Linked DNA regions of Homo sapiens: region 2 is linked to region 1. A link is an interaction called in ENCODE POLR2A ChIA-PET data of the cell type or tissue named here. Cell type or tissue: Caco-2. All regions are shown on one strand. Links, peaks and the distances in the headings refer to the core of each region. The heading gives the core; the rest is flanking DNA. Region 1 has its middle 17 kb from the start of CCNF. Region 2 has its middle 4.3 kb from the start of NPW.

The links. ChIA-PET counts read pairs that join two places held together with the same protein. Peaks named below come from ENCODE experiments on the same cell type or tissue, not always from the same donor. Only the 100,000 strongest peaks of a DNase experiment are listed, where the experiment ranks them.
Region 2: POLR2A ChIA-PET joins it to region 1 with 6 read pairs; 3 of 35 experiments call an interaction of 5 or more read pairs at or near these places.

What each region holds. Positions count from the first base shown.
Region 1 is chr16:2,410,098-2,415,469 of GRCh38, reverse strand. It overlaps the pseudogene ABCA17P. Among named protein-coding and RNA genes, the nearest start is that of CCNF, 17 kb to the left of the region's middle. In Caco-2, for the core only: no CTCF peak of the experiment used is centred there; no DNase peak of the experiment used is centred there.
Region 2 is chr16:2,012,828-2,018,199 of GRCh38, reverse strand. It overlaps the pseudogene RN7SL219P. Among named protein-coding and RNA genes, the nearest start is that of NPW, 4.3 kb to the left of the region's middle. In Caco-2, for the core only: no CTCF peak of the experiment used is centred there; a DNase peak (open chromatin) is centred at 2,599.

The DNA of each region.
Region 1 (5,372 bases), core at 70-5,069:
GCACTCCAGCCTGGGCAACAGAGCAAGACCTTCTTTCTTAAAAAAAAAAAATGAGGGGAGGGGCCCAAAGGTTGTTTGAAAGTCTGTGCTGGGCATGTGGCCACAGGAATCCTGACTGTCCCCTAGCAGGTGGTTACATTGTTCTCTACCACCCACCAGCACTGATTATCAGGGAACATGCTGCTCCAGCAGCCCCCGAAGGCACCCTCCCTTTGGACAGAGGCCAAGTCTGTTTGCTGCTCTTTTCTGGGGAATCTATAGGAGAATCACGTGAACCTGGAAGTTTGAGACCAGCCTAGGCAAAATAGCAAGACCCCCATCTCTACTAAAATACAAAAATTAGACTGGCATGGTGGCACCTGCCTGCAGTTCCAGGGAAAAAGTGAAACCTTACCTCTAAAAAAAAGGAAAAACTATTCACCAGTCATGGTGGCATGCGCCTGAAATCCCAGCTACTTGGGAGGTTGAGGCAGGAGAATTGCTTGAACCAGGAGGTGGAGGTTGCAGTGAGCTGAGATTGTGCTACTGCACTCTAGACTGGGTGACAGAGCAAGACTCCATCTCAAAAAAAAAAAAAAAAAAGAAAAGAAATTGAATTTGTAGTTAAAAATCTTCCACCAAAACAGAAACTTTTGTCTTTTCAACAAATGGCACTGGGACAATTACACATATATGCAAAAGAATGAATTTGGATCTCTACCTAACACCATATAAAAAATTAAAATGAATCAAAGGCCTAAATGTAAGAGCTAAAACTCAGCCGGGCGCAGTGGCTCATGCCTGTAATCCCAGCACTTTGGGAGGCCGACGCAGGCGGATCACGAGGTCAGGAGATCGAGACCATCCTGGCTAACATGGTGAAATCCCGTCTCTACTAAGAATACAAAAACAAAATTAGATGGGCGTAGTAGCAGGCAGGTGCCTGCTACTCGGTAGTCGCAGCTACTCAGGAGGCTGAGGCTGGAGAATGGTGTGAACCCGTGAGGTGGAGCTTGCAGTGAGCCAAGATCCCGCCACTGCACTCCAGCCTGGGTGACAGAGCAAGACTCCATCTCAAAAAAAAAAAAAAAAAAAAAAAGCTAAAACTCTTAGAAGAAAATGTAGAGGTAAAACTTCCCTATCTTGCATAAGGCAATAATTTCTTAAATCAAAAACACAAAAGAGAAAAGAATAGATAAATTGGTCTTTGTCATAATTTCATAATTAAAAGCTTTTGTTCATCAAGGGACACTGTCAAGAAAGTGAAAAGACAACCTGCAATATAGGAGGAAATATTTGAAAATGATATATTTGACAAGGTCTAGTATCCAACTTTGTAAAGAATTATTGGCTGGGTGTGGTGGCTTATGCCTGCAAGCATTTTGAGAGGCCGAGGTAGGAGGATTGCTTGAGGCCAGGAGTTCGAGACCAGCCTGGGCAACATAGTGAGACTACTGTCTCTACAAAAAATTAAAAAATTAGCCGGGCACAGTGGCATGCACCCGTAGTCCCAGCTACACAGGAAGCTGAGGTGGGAAGATGGTTTGAGCCCAGGAGGTCGAGTCTGCAGTAAGCCGTGATTATGCCATTACACTCCAGCCTGGATGACAGAGTAAGACCTGTCCAAAAAAAAAAAAAAAAAAAAAAAAAAATTTTTACAACTTCCTGATAAAAAGAAAAAAGACAAATAACCTAATTAAAAATGGAGGAGGGATTTGACTAAATAGCTCTCCCAAGAAGATATACAAATAGCCAATAAGCACATGAAAAGATGCTCAACATCATTAGTCATTAGGAAAACAAAGACCAAAACCACAATGTGATACTAATTTATACTCATTAGAATAGCTATAATAATTTTTTTTAAAAAGAGATGGGGTCTTGCTATGTTGCCCAAGCTGGCTTCAAGCTCCTAGACTCAAGCGATCCTCCCACTTCAGCTGGGACTACAGATTGAACAGCTGGGACTACAGATGCATGCCACTGTACATGGCTTTATAATACAATTTTTAAAAGGAATTTAAAAATGTTGGAAAAGGGGGCATAAAATTACCACCAGACCTGCCCTATAAGAAATGTTGAAAGGAGGTCAGGCACAGTGGTGCATGCCTGTAATCCCAGCTACTCAGGAGGCTGAGGCAGGAGAATCGCTTGAACCCAAAAGGCAGAGGTTGCAGTGAGAGCTGAGACTGCACCACTGCACTCCAGCCTGGGAGACAGAGTAAGACTCCGTCTAAAAAAAAAAAAAAAAAAAGAAAAAAGAAAAAAAATTGATAAATGAAATTTCATGCTATGTATATTGTACTATAATTTAAAAAGTAAATAATTTTTTAAAGCGTTGGAGAGGATGTGGACAAACTGGAATCCTCAGACTTTGCTGGTAGGAATGTAAAATGGTTCAGCTAATGTAGAAAACAGTTTTGTAGTTCCTCAAAATGCTAAACACAGTTACCATATGACCTAGCAAATATAGTCTTGGTATATACCCAAGAGAACTGAAAACATGTTCACATAAAAACTCATATCCAAATGTTTATAATACTGTTATTCGTAATAGCAAAAGCAGAAACAACCCACATGTCCATCAACAGATGAAAAGATAAATTGTGGTGAAACCATACAATGGACTAACATTCAGCTACGCAAAGGGATGGAGCACTGACACCTCTTACAACATGGATGAACCTTGAAAACATTATTCTAAGTACAAGCAGACAGACACAAAGCTCACACATTGTATTATTCCATTTATGTGAAATATCCAGAACAAGCAAATTCATAACAGCAGGAAGCAGATTAGTGATTGCGAGGGGCTGGGGGAAGAAGGGAATGGGGAGTGACTGTTAATGGGTATAGGGTTTCCTTTTGGAGTGATGAAAATTTTCTAGAATTAGATAGTGGGGAAGGTTACTCTGCATATACCAAAAACCACTGACTTGTAAATTTTATTCTTTTTAAAAAAACTCTTATCTCATGACAGATTACTGACTTGTAAGCTTTAAAAGGGCATATTTTATATGAATTATGTTTCAACAAAAATGTAATTAACAAATTCCATTTACAATACTCACAGACTTCATTACACTCAATATCACTCAGGTTCTTGACACTGCAAAACCTCTGTAGTTCAGAGTTGTAATATAAGTTGGTGAAAGCCATCCCCAGGCAGTGCCCTGGAAGTATTAGGAATGTATAATCCAAGGATTTTGAGATTGTTGCATAGCCTAGCTATGCGAAGAGAATAGAAAATATTAACTCTGCTTGCAGGAAGAAAAGGGCATATCTTCTATTATCTATCCTAACCCACGTTATTGTATATCCATCATTACAACATCAGACTCCCAGGCCTCCAGACCAGAAAACTGGTTCTCCCTGACTCCTCTTCCTCTATAGTCATTCAACCTCTAAGACCTAAGTATCTTTCTTCTGCTATGCTCCTCGAATCTGTCACTTTACTTCTTTCCAATTGTTCACGCGGGAGGATCTGCAAGAACACGGTGTGTGTGGGAAAATCAGGAGCACAGCCGCAGCATGGGCTGCATCTGCGGAGGTGGGGGAGCTGAGGGCAGAGGGAAATGAGGTTTACAGGTGATCTGCGTCCAGATAGCAGGGGTGAATTGCCGGCTCCCAAGTTGTTTGAGTGTCATCTTCCAGATGATAAGGAGGATGCAGTTCCTGCCTCTATAGTTTGTGGAGATAAAACTATCACCAAGAGTCCCTTAGGAGACAGAATGACTCCCAAGTTAAAAGCAGAGGGGACTGGGCACGGTGGCTCACGCCTGTAATCCCAGCACTTTGGGAGGCCGAGACAGGTGGATCACGAGGTCAGGAGATCGAGACCATCCTGGCTAACACAGTGAAACCCCGTCTCTACGAAAAATACAAAAAATTAGCTGGGCGTGGTGGCGGGTGCCTGTAGTTCCAGCTCCTCAGGAGGCTGAGGCAGAAGAATGGCGTGAACCTGGGAGGCGGAGCTTGCAGTGAGCCGAGATCGCACCACTGCACTCCAGCCTGGGCCACAGAGCGAGACTCCGTCTCAAAAAAAAAAAAAAAAAAAAAAGTCAATCCTAAACACTTGAGAAAGAATATCAGAATCTGAATTTTAAAAGTGAGGTGTTAGAAATACCGCATGGGCACTTCCCTTCTGCTCATCTGCACATGCAGACATGAACAAGCTCTAAACTCTGCTCTCCAGGAGCTGCCCTGGAAATCAGTGGTACAGTGTAGTGTGATAAGGGGTTCAGAGATGCTCACAAAACACACAGGCAGAACAAAGCAGGAGGCGGTCCATTCTGCATAAAATAACCAGGGAGCTGAAAATTACTCAATGCAACCACAATTAAGTACTTCAACCCATCAGTACCCTGGTGAGGTATTTCTGGACAATAAACATATGTCCCCAAAGTACTGCCCCTTACTAGCTTGAAGTAGCAATTCTTGGGGGGGCCACATGGAGACCCTGAAGCAGATCCCTCTGCTCCTAACAAAGCTGGGAACTTGAGTCTTCTTCTGCCAAGGGATGAGGGAGATCTCACACCCTGTGTCCCCACTGGGGCAGAGCTGCCAACCTAGACTTCCTAGCTGGTTCCGGTTCTGGGCAGGGGTCCCCAGGAAAAGCTGCCTGTGATATGCAGCTGAAGAATCCCAGCACCCTCCAGCACTCACCACCAGCAGCAGACTGGGAATGAGGAAGGAGATGAGGTCCCATAGCAGAGTGGAGAGCCAGAAAGTGGCCACATAAACTCCATTGATAAACTGGACAAGCTTGGCCTTAACGCGCCTCTCTCTGACTGTCAACATGGAAAAAGAGCTAGACAGGAAAGCTAATCCAAAAAGCAAGTTGATAACAAGGTAATGTCCTTTAGGTTCCCTGTAAAAGACGGGACATAAGGAGAGAGATAGCAGAGTAAGTGGAACTGCTAATAACAACCATCTCCCAAAATAACAATTTGTAATTAAAACAAGAGGCAAAGACAGAAACAGGTGGGAAAGGGTGGAACCCTACAGAGGTGTAGATAGAGAGAAGAAAATTCACACATACTGATACAGGAAATTCTCTGAATCCTCCCTGGCTGGCTGAGGTTGAGGGTGGTTGGCTGCGGTAATGGAAGCCCTGGCACCAGAAAGCAACTTCAAGAGAAAATTGTCCAATAGCGCCAGAGCCAGGGCAGAAGAATGGTATGCCTGGTTGTTGAACAGCGCTGTCACTATGGTGTGATTTCCCACGTCTTCAAAGGAAGCTGCCACTAAGTAGAGCTTATCAAAGTCCTCAGGCTCCTCTTTTGCCTTTTTCAATAGGAACTCATCTACAGAACCTAGAAGGGAACAAAATATCCACCAGGACGAGTGTCACACCAGGCCCACTGGGATGGGGAGAACTCACTATCAGTCTC
Region 2 (5,372 bases), core at 119-5,118, 400 kb after region 1:
TCAGTCATGGGGCAGCCCCTGGGTCCCAGACACCAGGGATCTCGTTTTGGGTCATCATGAACTATCTCATCTTGACCTCCAGACAATGTCATGAGTGGAACTATTATTGACTCCACTCACCAACGAGTAAACTGAGGCCCAGGGAGAACTGACCTGCCCCAGATCATGTTGGGTAAATGGTGGAGGTGAGATACATCCTAGCACCTGAGCCCAAGAGCCTCAGCTTGGGGGAACAGGGTACTCCTGTCCAGAAGGGCACAGAAAGGCTGGGGGCAGGCTGGGCACAGTGGCTCATGCCTGTAATCCCAGCACTTCAGGAGGCTGAGGCAGGTGGATTACTTGAGGCCAGGAGTTCAAGACCAGCCTGGCCAACATGGCAAAACCCCATCTCTATTAAAAATACAAAACTTGCCAGGCACAGTGGCTCATGCCTGTAATCTCAGCACTTTGGGAGGTCGAGGCAGGCATGTCACGAGGTCAAGAATTTCAGACCAACCTGACCAACATAGTGAAATCCCATCTCTACTAAAAATACAAAAATTAGCCGGGTGTGGTGGCATGCGCCTGTAGTCCCAGCTACTCAGGAGGCTGAGGCGGGAGAATTGCTTGGTCCTCGGAGGCGGAGGTTGCAGTGAGCCAAGACTGTGCCATTGCACTCCAGCCTGGGTGACAGAGTGAGACTCCATCTCAAAAAAAAAAAAAAAAAAACTTAGCCGGGCATGGTGGCACACACCTGTAGTCCCAGCTGCTCGGGAGGCTGAGGGAGGAGAATCACTTGAACTCGGGAGGCAGAGGTTGCAGTGAGCCACGATGGGACCACTGTACTCCAGCCTGGGTGACAGAGCAAGACTCCATCTCAAAAAACAAACAAACAAACAAACAAAACAGAAGGTCTGGGGGCAGAGCCAGACTCCCACTCCTGAGGCGTGAGGGTCCCCGGTGAGTCTGGTGAGCCTGACGAGGGTTAGAAGCAGCAGCCCTCTCCAGGAAGGCCACACTGAAGTGGCGAGACGCCAGCCCTGCTTGATAGTCGCAGCTGAGGGGAAGAGGATAAGGACCTCGGCCTCTCCTGCCTCAGTTTCCTCATCTGTAAACTGGGGGTAAAAAAAGTGGCCACTTCATCATCTTGTTGGCACTGATAATCCAGTGGTGGGTCTGGGAGCTGAACCGTGCCTGGTACCCAGTAAGCACTCAATGAACGCTGTGGCTAGGACCTATCCTTGCTGCACCAGAGGCTGACCACCCCCAGCCTGTCAGGAAAACACTGTGACAGGGGCAGAATGGGGGATGCAGATGGAGCTGTCTGCGCCGCCTGGAGGACCACGGGGACCAGAGGCCCTGCAAGAAGCTATCCCCGCCACGCTCCCCCAGGGCCCCTTGTCCTTGACAGCTGCCTGGAGTGTGTGGTGGGCGGGTAGTGCAGCACGACATGGGCCAGAGCCAGGCCCCATCAGGGTCCCTTGGCGCTGCCACCCGCTCCTGGCTAAGAGGACGTGGGTGTCTCTGGACCCCTGGGGGGACTCCAGCCAGTCAGGGGAGGGTCCAGGACGCCCCCTGGAGGTGGCCCGGGGAGCTTCTGCAGGGGGAACTGTGGAAACTGATCAATGAAAGTCTATGCTGGGATGGAAGTCCCTGTGACAGCAAATAGAAGCAGTGGAGATTGCGCCACTGCACTCCAGCCTGGGCAACAGAGGAAGACTCCTTCTCTCTCAAGAAAAAAAAAAACAAAACAAACAAACAAAAAAAAAACAGCTGGACATGGTGGCTCATGCTTGTAATCCTAGCACTTTGGGAGGCCAAGGCAGGTAGATCATGAGGTCAGGAGTTTGAGACCAGCCTGGCCAACACAGTGAAACCTCGTCTCTACTAAAAATACAAAAATTAGCCAGGCGTGGTGATGGGTGCCTGTAGTCCCAGCTACTCGGGAGGCTGAGGCAGGAGAATCACTTGAACCCGCGAGGCAGAGGTTGCAGTGAACCAAAATCACACCACTGCACTCCAGCCTGGGCGACAGAGCAAGACTCTATCTCAAAAAAAACAAAACAAAACAGAACCACAACAACAAAAAAACCAGCAGTGGCTCCTCTACCTTGTTTATTGCTGTGGCCCAAGGGAGTGAGAGTCGCAGGACGCAGGGAAAGGTCACTGGGAACAGAGGCACGGGGAGGCGTCTGTTGGGTGGAGTGTCCGGAACACGTGGCAGGGGGAGACCAGGACTGGGTTAGAGGAGCAAAACACAGAACCTTAAGGGTGTCTGTGGGCTCCCTTTTCAGGCGGCAGGAGGAAGGCCTCTGTGTCCTGCCCAGCCTGGTGCCCAGGAACAGGACCTGGTGACAAAGGCTTCCTTCTCCCCACCTCCAGGGGTCTGGAGTCACAACTCTCCTTGGGGAGGAGGTGACGAGAGCCAGCCCTGCTTCTTGAGGCTCACATCTCAGTTCCTTGACACCAGTGTCCGGCCTAGAAACCCGTGAGACACTTGCTTAAGGCCAGGACCACGCCTGCCGCAGGCACAAAGCCTGGCCCCGAACAGGAACGCCCTGGTAAGGAGGAGATTAATGAGCAAATCTGTTTTGTCATCTTTAAAATTATTGGCCAGGGCGTGGCACAGTGGCTCACGCCTGCAATCCCAACACTTTGGGAGGCTGAGGCGGAGTTAGAGACCAGCCTGGGCCATATGGCGAAACCCCATCTCTACCAAAACAAACAATGACGAAATATATATATATATTAGCTGGGTGTGGTGGTGTGTGCCTGAAGTCCGAGGTAGAAAGTTCCCTTGAGGCCTGGAGTTCGCAAGGCTGCAGTGAGTCGCGATCTTGCCACTGCACTCCAGCCTGGGCGACAGACCCTGTCTCAAAAAGTAAATACATAGCTCGGGCTCAGTGGCTCATGCCTATAATCCCAACAGTTTGGGAGGCCGAGGTGGGCGGATCACTTAAGCTCAGGAGTTCAAGACCAGCCTGGCCAACACGGTGAAACTCCATCTTTACTAAAAATACAAAAAAATTAGCTGGGTGTTGTGGTGCACGCCTGTAATCCCAGCTACTCGGGAGGCTGAGGTATAAGAATTGCTTGAACCTAGAAGGCGGAGGTTTCAGTGAGCCGAGATTATGCCACTGCATTCCAGCATGGGCGTCAGAGCGAGACTCCATCTCACAAAAAATGAAAAAAAAAACCAAAACAGTAAATATATTAAATAATTGGCTAGGCTCAGTGGCTCACACCTGTAATCCCAGCACTTTGGGAGGCCGAGGTGGGCAGATCACAAGGTCAGGCGATCGAGACCATCCTGGCTAACACGGTGAAACCCCGTGTCTACTAAAAATACAAAAAATTGCCCGGGTGTGGTGGCTCACGCTTGTAATCCCAGCACTTTGGGAGGCCGAGGCGGGCGGATCATGAGGTCAGGAGTTTGAGACCAGCCTGGCCAACACAGTGAAACTTTGTCTCTACTAAAAATACAAAAATTAGCTGGGCGTGGTGGCAGGCACCTGTAATCCCAGCTACCTGGGAGGCTGAGGCAGGAGAATCACTTGAACCCGGGAGGCGGAGGTTGCAGTGAGCCAAGATCATGTCACTGCACTTCAGCCAGGGCGACAGAGCAAGAGACCACCTCAAAAAAAAAAAAATTAGAAAAAAAAGAAAGAAAGAAAAGAAAAAGAAAAAAAAGGAAAAAAAAAAATAATAATAATAATTAGGGCTGCGCCTGGTGGCTCACGCCTATAATCCCAGCACTTTGGGAGGCTGAGACAGGTGGATCACAAGGTTAAGAATTCGAGACCAGCCTGGCCAACATGGTGAAACCCCATCTCTACTAAGAATACAAAAATTAGCCAGCCATGGTGTTGCATGCCTGTAATCCCAACTATTCGGGAGGCTGAGGCAGAATTGCTTGAACCCGGGAGGCAGAGGTTGCAGTGGGCCGAGATGGTGCCACTACACTCCAGCCTGGGCAACAGAGCAAGACTCCGTCTCAAAAAAATAAAAAATAAATAAATAAATAAATAAAATAAAATAATTAATGTTGTCAAGGCAGTATACATTATAAATCAAAGGCTGCTTGCTATAAGGAAGAGAACAAAGCTATCCCTGCCCACCCTTCACACCCTGCTCCTACTCTCCAGAGACAGCTACTTCCAACTCTTTTAGCTGTTAGCTGTTTCTTCTAGTATTTATCTCCAAATGTTTGAATCATAAGCATAACTACTATTTTGTTTTGTTTTGTTTGTTTTGTTTTTGAGACAGAGTCTCACTCTGTCACCCAGGCTAGAGTGCAATGGTGCGATCTCTGCTCACTGCAACCTCCGCCTCCTGTGCTCAAGAGATTCTCCTGACTCAGCCTCCCAAGTAGCTGGGATTATAGGTGCCTGCCAAAACGCTCAGCTAATTTCTGTATTTTTAGTAGAGACAGGGTTTCGCCATGTTGGCCAGGCCGGTCCCGAACTCCTGACCTCAGGGGATCCGCCCGCCTCGGCCTCCCATAGTGCTGGGATTACAGGCATGCGCCCCTGCGCCCGGCCAGAAACAGAAAAACTCGTAGCTGCAGCACTACTGACCTTTGCCATCCTGTGCACTGAGAATCTTTAGTAGCATCCCTGGCCTTCACCCATGTGTGTACGCAGAACAGTAGCCCCCCAAAGATGTTCGCCCCCAATCCCTGCAACCTGTGAATATTTATGCCACATAGTAGGAGGGAATTAGGCTGTAGATAAAATGGTTGATTAGAGGCAGGGTCTCACTATGTTGCCCAGGCTGATGTCTAGTGGCTATTCACAGGCGTGATCCCACTACTGATCACAGGAGTTTTGACCTGCTCTCTTTCCAAACTGGCCCAGTTCACCCCTCCTGAGGCAACCTGGTGGTCCCCTGCTCCCAGGAGGTCACCAAGTCGATGCCAAACTTAGTGCAGACACCTGACTGACACAGCCCACTATATCCTCAGAACTCCTGGACTGACACAATCCTCCTGCCTCGGCCTCCCGAGTAGCTGAGACTACACGTGCGCACCACCACACCAGGGAATATAAAATTAAGGTTGCTAATTAGCTGGCTTTATTTTATTTTATTTGAAACAGAGTCTTGCTCTGTCACCCAGGCTGGAGTACAGTGGCATGATCTCCGCTCACTACAACCTCTGCCTCCCGGGTTCAAAGCGATTCTCCTGCCTTAGGTTCCCAAGTAGCTGGAATTATAGGCGCCCACCACCATGCCCGGCTAATTTTTGTATTTTTAGTAGAGATGGGGTTTCACCATGTTGGCCAGGCTGGCCTCGAACTCTTGACCTCCAGTGATCTGCCTGCCTCAGCCTCCCAAAGTGCTGAGATTACAGGCCTGAGCCACCACATCAGGCCAGCTGGCTTTAATAGGAGATT